Linked DNA regions of Homo sapiens: all the other regions are linked to region 2. Evidence: chromatin contacts called from ENCODE Hi-C or POLR2A ChIA-PET data. All regions are on one chromosome and are shown on one strand. Each heading gives the region's core, a stretch centred on a gene start or an enhancer-like site at or near the end of the contact. The rest is flanking DNA. Distances are from core to core; before and after follow the strand shown. Region 1 has its middle 33 kb from the start of DAPK1. Region 2 holds the start of SPIN1 (spindlin 1). Region 3 overlaps DAPK1 (death associated protein kinase 1).

Region 1 (2,700 bases), core at 165-2,664, 920 kb after region 2:
TTTAAAATAGTCAAAAAGGTCAGAATCTAGTTTAAAGAGAGTTTATTCAAGTGCAAAAGTTAAGGACTGCAGCTGAGAAGACACTTCCAAGTTGCCTTGGGGAGTGCTTCGAAGAACAAAAGAGAGGCTCACATTTTGTTTTGTTTTGTTTTGTTTTTGTTTTTGTTTTTGTTTTTGAGATGGAGTCTCGCTCTGTTGCCTAGGCTGGAGTGCAGTGGCACTATCTCGGCTCACTGCAAGCTCCGCCTCCCAGGTTCACGCCATCCTCCTGCCTCAGCCTCCCTAGTAGCTGGGACTACAGGCACCCGCCACCACACCGGCTAATTTTTTTTTTTTTTGTATTTTTAGTAGAGACGGGGTTTCACCGTGTTAGCCATGATGGTCTCGATCTCCTGACCTCGTGATCCGCCCGCCTCCGCCTTCCAAAGTGCTGGGATTACAGGCGGAGGCTCACATTTTTTAATGAAAAAAAAAAATCAGGAGAAGGGGCTGATTACTAAAGTTGTTTGTCAGGAATTCTCATTGGTTTACAGAAATAACATTGGTTAGTGATTGGCTATACACTTTTCAACTATAGAGTGTATGGCATTTTATGACTACTTGGCCTCAGGCTCTAAGAGGTAATTATTTAGCTCAAAGGGGAGTGAGATGACTGCTGTTAAATTTAAATGTGTTTCTGGGCCTGATAATTTGAGAGACTTGCATTCCTCAGATAAAAGATTTTTCTTTCTCAAGACTCAGCTCCCTTCAGCTTCAGGTGACAAATTGTGGCCCAGTATCAGCCAAGCTTTCTCCCCAGTCTCCAGAGAATGCATCACCAGCTATCATTGAGGCTTGACACCATTGGGAGCATCCAAGAGAGTCTTGGGAATGGACTTTGACCTTCCTCTGATGGGCACCGGCAGCAAGGACAAGGTCCCCAAGTATCATCAGAAAGCAAAGAAAACACCAAACGGAAAGGAAGAGTGTGGGGTGCACCCCCTTGGAGAATGTGGCTGAGGCCAGATGTGAGAGTTCACAGGAGACACCAGCAGAAACACAGACATAACTTGTGACATTTTTCAGTGTTCTAAGACATGTCAGTTCAAGACTGGGCTTTCCCCATTCAACCACTCTACTCACACTCATGTGTGTTATAGACAAATTTAAACTGGAATCTCTTTGATTCCAGAAAGTTGATTTACATTGCAACAGAAATGCTTGTTTAGCTGAATAGGTCCCTAGGTAGTAAAGGGACTCCACACAGCATTATTTCTAGTGAAGTCTTTGATTCACAGAAAGATTCTTAGAAATCTTGCATCAGAGTGTAACAATAAAAAAGAAACTGTTCGGATTTTCATGCAGGAAATGCTCTTGGCCAGCAATCACCCTCAGGAAATTTTCAGAAATGCACGTGATGCCCAGAGAAGTGTTGTTTTGGGAATACCTAGTAATTAGTTCCAAAATCTTACCAAACAGCAGCACAGGCCTATAATTTCTATGTAAACTCAGCTCACTGTTTGAGTCATACTATGTTTCTTTTTTAGCTCAAGATTTGTCATCCACTACAAAAACCTCCTTTCGCTATACAAAATAGACAGCCACTCGAAATTGCTGGAGGGAAAAGCCAGTTTGCACAATGGGGGTGGCATGTTTGGGTGAGAAAACCAGAGACTCGGAGTCAGGAAATGCCAGTTCCTCCCTTCACTCCTGTGACCTAGAGCAAGCACCTTCACCCTTGAGAGTCTGGCCTTTCTTTCTTTCTTTTTTTCTTTTTTTTGAGATGGAGTCTCACTCTGTCACCTAGGCTGGACTGCAGTGGCGCGATCTCAGCTCGCTGCAACCTCCGTCCTCTGGGTTCAAGCGATTCTCCTGCCTCAGCCTCCCGAGTAGCTGGGATTACAGGCACCTGCCACCATGCCAGGCTAATTTTAATATTTTTAGTAGAGACGGGGTGTCACCATCTTGGCCAGGCTGGTCTTGAATTCCTGACCTCGTGATCCACCCACCTTGGCCTCCCAAAGTGCTGGGAATGTGTGAGCCACCACGCCTGGCCTGGCCTTCCTTTCTTGTAAAATGAGAGGGTTAAGTCCAGGTTCGTAGTCAATAACTACGTGTTCAGTAACAGATTCGTACCAGGGATTTCCACAAACTTTCCCCAACCCAATCACCACCACTTCCTTTTAGGACTAAGATTTTCAAGGTCTGCTTCAGTCTTCATAGCTTTACATGTCTGGGAACTTATGTCTTAAATTTTTTTGTAAGAAAATTATCCTGTGTGTAATGGAAATGGAAATATTTCTCTTGCTAACCTGATTTCAACCTGCTGAATATAAATATTCACATAACACAGCATTTATAAAATAAAAATCACTCATAAGTATATCTTTCAGCAGTAACCACAGTTCATATTTTGGTGTGGCAGCATCTAAACGTGTTTCTGTGGAGATCCACACACATTCATTTATCCTAGGGTATTTTCAGAAGTCTTCCTAGTCTCCATCTGCTTTTTTTTCTTGTTTGCCACATGTTATATGGATATCTTTCCATGTCAATATGAGATCGTTTAATGTCAAGAAATACAGATGAAGTCATCATTTTCATGTTCAATGGTTTGAGAACATTCCATCATGTAGTTAAATTATAATTTCTATAACTCTTCCCTATTGGTGGACATTGAGGTTGGTTCCATTTTTTTTTTTTTTTTGAGACGGAGTCTCG
Region 2 (2,700 bases), core at 160-2,659:
AACTCAGTATATCCAGGTATAAATCTCCAAGTTTAATTTTCACTGCTTAACAAAAGCGATGTAGAAAGCAATTACTGTACCCTCCATTAATCCTTTCGGATTGCATGGAATTCCTTCCAGAAAATTCCAATAGAAAAAAAGTTAAGACAGGTAATCGCGTTTTGGTACGTGTGTCGTCTCTGGCACAAGTCATGTAGAGTGAAATCCTTTAAGACATTTAAATGTTCCTGGTATTGTTTTGTGATTAACGTGATAAAATTGCCAAACAATCCATATTTACCATGAGTGAAAACACTTCCACCACGTACGGAAAATCTCTCCAAAACACAAAATCTGATTCAAAAATTATAAGTAAAAAGAGAATAAATGTAAAAACAATTCCATAAACAAACTTTGAAATGCGTATACGATGACATTACTGAAGCCATTACTCAAAACGAACCTCTGTAAAATCGAGAACGCACAATCAATGCAATAAAATGCTCGAGAAAGCCAAACCCGAGGCGCTGCGCAGTTCCCGCATCGCACAATTCGTTTCAACACATTCCTTGACGAATACACCCAAGGTCACTCACGATGGAGAGGAAAAGTGCCTGTCTCTCTCCAGAGCACGCAACCCGTTCGCCGCGCCCCCACGGAGGGCGGCGAAGAGACGGCGCATCAGGAAAGGGGCTGCGCGGGCGCGAGGACTGGCCGGTGGGCGTTCCGGCGCCGCGAACCGCGGAGCCTGCAACTTACAAGGTCCGCGGCCATCCCCCGGGCCTGGGAGGGGTGGCCCCAGGGCAGGCCCGCGTCCCCGGGGTGACCCGACCCGTCGCGCCGGGGTCCCGCCCCTCCCCCCGCCCCGCCCCCGTCGCCGGCCCGGGATTATGCAACGTTCCCCCTCCCCGCCTGCATTCTGGCGCAGCGCCCCCTCCCCGCGCCCGACTGCGCAGCGCCGCCGCCCCCTGCCCGCCGGCCTCCCCGCCCGGCTCCAAACAAAGCGCGCGCTAAGGGGCCGGCGGCGGCCGGGGAACTGGGGACGAGAGGGTGGCGGCCATGTTGGCGGGGGGCGGCGGGGATGGGGGCACGGAGGAGTAGGGGCCGGCGAACAAAGGAGCGCGCGCCCGCCCCGAGGCCCAGGCCCGCCCAGCCCGGGTCCCCGCCGCGGCCCAGCCGGCAGGGGGCGCTATGCGGGCGCCGCCCGCTGGACAATGCTCCGCCGGGCCCCGCGCGGGCCGCGCTCACCTGCGCCCCCGGGCAGACCGCCGCACCGCTGGCCCGCCCGCAGCCCGCACTCCCTCACGACCCACGCCCGCCCTGCGCGGGCCTCACCTGCTGACCGCCGAGGCTGCAGTCCACAGGCCCACGGGTTCCGCCGTCGCTCGTTCGCGCTCCCGCCGGCCCCAGCCTGAGCCAGACGGCGCCTCCCCGCCCCCGCTCCCTCGCCGCGGACGCCGCCCGCCCCCCAACAGTCAGGGCGCACGCGCACTGCGCCCGCCGAACTGCGACGGCCGCGCCGCCCCGGCGCCTGGCGCCGACGGCCGACTGCGCAGGCGCAGTGGGGCGGGGCGGGGCCGGCGAGGGCGGGGCCTGGCCCCTCTCACCTGGCTGGCGGCAGGGCGGGGCTCGAGCCCGGGACTGCCAGGTGCGCGCCGGGAATGGGCGGCGGCAGGCGCGCGGGGCACAGGTTCCTGAGGGGGCGCAGCTTTTCCTGGAAGGCAGGCAGCCTGAGAAGGGCTTCGTTTTTGCGCAGTAGGACGTTGAAGAAAGGACAAGCCCCCTTTGTCCTGGACGTAAGCCGCAAGTCGTCCTGAGTGGTGCACACCGCGAAGACTGAGGAAACTGGATCACAGGGCTGGGCCGTGAGCCTTGAACCTCGGAGAACGTCGCATTACTGCTCCAGCGCGCCGGTTCAGGGCCGCGGGACGCGAGCCCTTTAAAAGGATGGATTTGCTTCCTGTGACTCCCTGGAAGAGACGTCTTCACCACCGCACTGCGTAGAGGCCGGCGTCGTCGCCGGCTCACCCCGCTTGCTGCCTCCCCGCACAAAGCCCAGCCCAGGTAGCTCAGGTTAGCTGGAGCCCCGGAGCCTCACCTACAAGTACCTGGCCTGTCCTAGGTTGTGTGGGGACGGGATGTGGCTTCTGCAAGCCCAGAAACCTGTTTCCACTCCCCCACCACAAATGGAACTCACCCAGCTCTACTCGCAAGGTTAGGAGCCAAAAATTCCCATGATCGCACGCGAATTCATTTGACTTCCGTTTCAGTTAAGATGCCTTTTCAGCATTTTGTTGCTTGTTTGCAGAAGGGAGAGAGGTAGGATCAAGAATAGTTTTTACTCCTGCAGAGTCGAGTGCGAGACTTGGAGGCTGAGTCCAGGCGCTCTCCCCTCCCCGCCAGTCCCGTGTCCTGGAGCAGGTCACTGACCTGGTTCCTCGAGTGCGACAGCGCAGCCTCATCGTAATAAACCGCCTCCCAAAGCGTTGTCAGATCAAATTCCAGAACATGTTACTGGAAAGCACCTTGAACACTCTAAACTGCAGCACAGTTATTAGTTAGCAATACTCTTTGGGGTTTCACTGGCACCTTTTCTAACAAATAAGATTGATAGATGCCTGCTCAAACAAATTGAAGTGCTTGTCTCAGATGACACACTTGGCAGGCATGGGACGTTCACAGGCCAACTAGAGAGCTAATTTCAAAACTGAGATATAAAAG
Region 3 (2,800 bases), core at 170-2,669, 680 kb after region 2:
ATCCCAGCACTTTGGGAGGCCGAGGCGGGTGGATCACTTGAGGTCAGGAGTTTGAGACCAGCCTGGCCAACATGGTAAAACCCTGTCTCTTCTAAAAATACAAAATTTAGTTGGGTGTGATGGCTTGTGTCTGTAGGCTGAGGCAGAATCACTTGAACCCAGGAGGCGGAGGCTGCAGTGAGCCGAGATTGTGCCACTGCACTCCAGCCTTGGCAACAGAGTGAGACTCTATCTCAAAAAAAAAAAAAAAAAAATTAATTAATTAATTAAAAAAATAAATAAATGTAGCCTATATGAGAGTTCATGGTACTATCCTTGCAACTTCTCTAAAGGCTTGAGAACATTTTCAAAAAAGAGTCAGAACATTCTATTATTATACCATTATGTGAATGTTTAACACACACACATAGAAAAGGCCTGAAAGGATATGCTGCCATGATAATAGTTGGCCTCCGAGAAGGGGAGAGAGGAGTGAGACCAGAGATGATGGCCCAAGGGGACTTTAGCTTTTTGGTTGTGTTTATTTCTTAAAAAAATAAAAAGAAAGGAAAAAAAAGTGACAAAAAACAGAAGGAACTTTCCCTTTATGGAAGAGTTCTGCTTCCTTTCTTGGAGAGTGGCCATCGCCCTGGACTCCCTCACTTGGAGGCTCTGACCCCACCGGTGACCACACAGTAATTTCCTGCCCACAGTCTGGCTTAAACCTGAAAGATGCCCCCTGTCTAAGAGTCTATTCAGAATTGAACCTAGGTTGAAAATTCCTGGAGGGCAGAGCCAATATTGATCTAGTTCCTGATACAGCATTTGCTGGAATACCATTTGCAGTTTGGTCCTAAACACTGCTCATCGCCTCAGGCTCAGGAAAGACGAAACTGTCCCATAGTGGAGGAGAACAGGGAGCTAAGACAGTCAGCTAAACGTAGTGTGGGACCCTGGGCCAGAAAACAGAGTCAGAAGGGCCACTGGGGAGTTCTGAAGATCTGCAAATTAGATACGGAAGGCAGGTCTGGAGGAGGCCCGGGGCCAATCAAAGTCGGGCCACACAATGTAGTTCCTGCTGCCTAATTACCCTCCTTCTTTACATCTTCATTTACTTACTAAACTCTCAAGGGCAAGCAGGGATGTAATGACAAATAAAGGAGACTATATGATATGATCTAGAAAGTTGCTGGTCTACTACTAGAAAGCAAGGGACTCCTGTGCCAAAGGAGTTTAGAATTAGAATTGACACATTTTTTACATCCAGCAGTATCTTGTCATCTAAGATGTGGTCCTTCACCTGTGTTCTTCCTTGGATTCAATCACTTTAAAGTATTCCTGGATGAGTTGGCAGATTCTCTGGCCATTTAACTGGGAGTTTAAAGGCTGATGAAATTACTGCCCGGCGACTCCAGTTTTCAAGGTCACTGGCTTGTGGATTCAGGTTTAGTTTCAAGAAATTTGTATGACTCATACAAACTGGCTATAGGGCCAGACCTGGCACCTGAGATTGGGGAGGTAAGCATCTGGCTTTTAATAATCTCAGAGCTGCTTTTAGTTGCAATATTCAGAACCGCTCTTCTTGGCCCACACTAGTTCATGTAGGCTCCCAATTTCACATGGTGGAGAAACACGAAGGCACTGCCCCCGTTCCTGGGACAGGCATATGATGCCATTAGAACAGGGTTTCCAAACCGCGCCCTGGTGCTCAATGTCACAGAACCAGAGCAAAGCCTCCCATTCTCAATCATTTCTGCTGGGCATTGCTTGCTAGAGTTTTTTAATGTGCATCTTTAATTATGATTACTCTGTGTATCTGTGCACCAGAGTTCTCTGTCTTTGTATCTCCAGACATTGCCTCCACAAGGACACCTCACTGCCTTTTCTCAACTGTTTTCCCACCCAGGAGATCTGTGTGGAGCTGATGACTCCACGCTGATACAAAGAAGCCATCCTGAAGGCTGCCAGGAGTAGCAGATTAAGTTCCTGGTGCCCAGGGGGAGTGAAGAGAGACCCAGTCACCCAGGGCAGTGGGCACTGCACTCCCAAACTAACAGACTCTGGAAATAAAAGCAAAACACGACAAGACAAAATGACAGCTCCTAAGGTGAGCCGAGAACTGCAGTTCAGAGCGTCACTTGAGGCTGTGTTTGTCACACGTGTGGAAATGTTGTAGGTTAGCTGGACCATTTCCACACTGCTTCCCCAGGCTCACACCACTTCCAAGAGCTGGAATTTGGGACAGGCTGAGTCCCTGGCACCTCTCACGGCCCCCTGCCTGGGCTCCCAGGGGCTCACCTCGCCTGTGCTGTGGAGCTGCTGAGCAATGCGCCTGAGGTCCTCCTCGCTGGCCAGGGGGTTCAGCTGGTCCTGCACGTCGTACACAAACTGCTGCAGCGACATCAGCTGGTTGGGTCCATTGAGCTTCCTCCAGGAAGGCAGCGTGGAGATGATTTTCTCACACAGGTGAGTCATGGGAGGACAGACCTAGAGGGGGCAGGGCCAGACAGGTTAACTCACCTGCAGCTGTGGGTGCCCTGAGCAGAGCCACAGTGGAAAGGACACCTTTCATTCAGGCGCCTTGCAGGTGATTTGATGAACGAGTGGGTTTTTTTGTTGTTGTTGACGTTTTTTTTTCTTTTTTTAGACTGGGTCTCGCTATTGCCCAGGCTGGTCTCAAACCCTTGGGCTCAAGTAATCCTCTTGTCTCAGTCTCCTGAGTAGCTCCGACTACAAGTACACACCACTGTGTCTGGCTAGTTTGTGTTTTTTGGGTTGAGTACTGGGGCAGTTGTCTTTTAGACTTGCTTTTAAGCCTCAT

Evidence for each region. Hi-C counts contacts between places; a loop is a spot of excess contacts on that map. ChIA-PET counts read pairs that join two places held with the same protein, here RNA polymerase II (POLR2A). Pooled maps may share reads with other maps.
Region 1: a pooled map shows a loop between it and region 2 (4-fold over the local background). The contact joins the enhancer-like site here to the promoter of SPIN1 in region 2. A Hi-C loop is called at or near these places in 2 of 37 single-sample maps with no recorded cell type and 1 of 50 pooled maps.
Region 3: a pooled map shows a loop between it and region 2 (5-fold over the local background). The contact joins the enhancer-like site here to the promoter of SPIN1 in region 2. A Hi-C loop is called at or near these places in 2 of 168 maps with a recorded cell type or tissue (chondrocyte and endothelial cell of umbilical vein) and 5 of 50 pooled maps. POLR2A ChIA-PET finds 5 or more read pairs at or near these places in 1 of 52 experiments (activated T-cell).

What each region holds. Positions count from the first base shown.
Region 1 is chr9:87,463,110-87,465,809 of GRCh38, reverse strand. No RefSeq gene overlaps it. Among named protein-coding and RNA genes, the nearest start is that of DAPK1, 33 kb to the left of the region's middle. RefSeq lists an enhancer at 765-1,004. Within about 2 kb of position 1,414, at least 4 of the 41 ENCODE cell types and tissues checked have a DNase peak (open chromatin) inside an H3K27ac peak, as active enhancers do.
Region 2 is chr9:88,387,153-88,389,852 of GRCh38, reverse strand. It overlaps SPIN1 (spindlin 1), which reads right to left and starts at 1,409. Exons shown (of 6, transcript NM_006717.3): 1 at 1,315-1,409. It overlaps LOC124902204 (a long non-coding RNA gene), which reads left to right and starts at 654. Exons shown (of 2, transcript XR_007061652.1): 1 at 654-741; 2 at 1,736-2,700. RefSeq lists a silencer at 757-1,656 and an enhancer at 1,734-2,593.
Region 3 is chr9:87,702,695-87,705,494 of GRCh38, reverse strand. DAPK1 (death associated protein kinase 1) reads right to left here. Exons shown (of 26, transcript NM_004938.4): 25 at 2,278-2,466. Among named protein-coding and RNA genes, the nearest start is that of CTSL, 22 kb to the left of the region's middle. RefSeq lists an enhancer at 1,758-2,800. Within about 2 kb of position 1,419, at least 2 of the 41 ENCODE cell types and tissues checked have a DNase peak (open chromatin) inside an H3K27ac peak, as active enhancers do.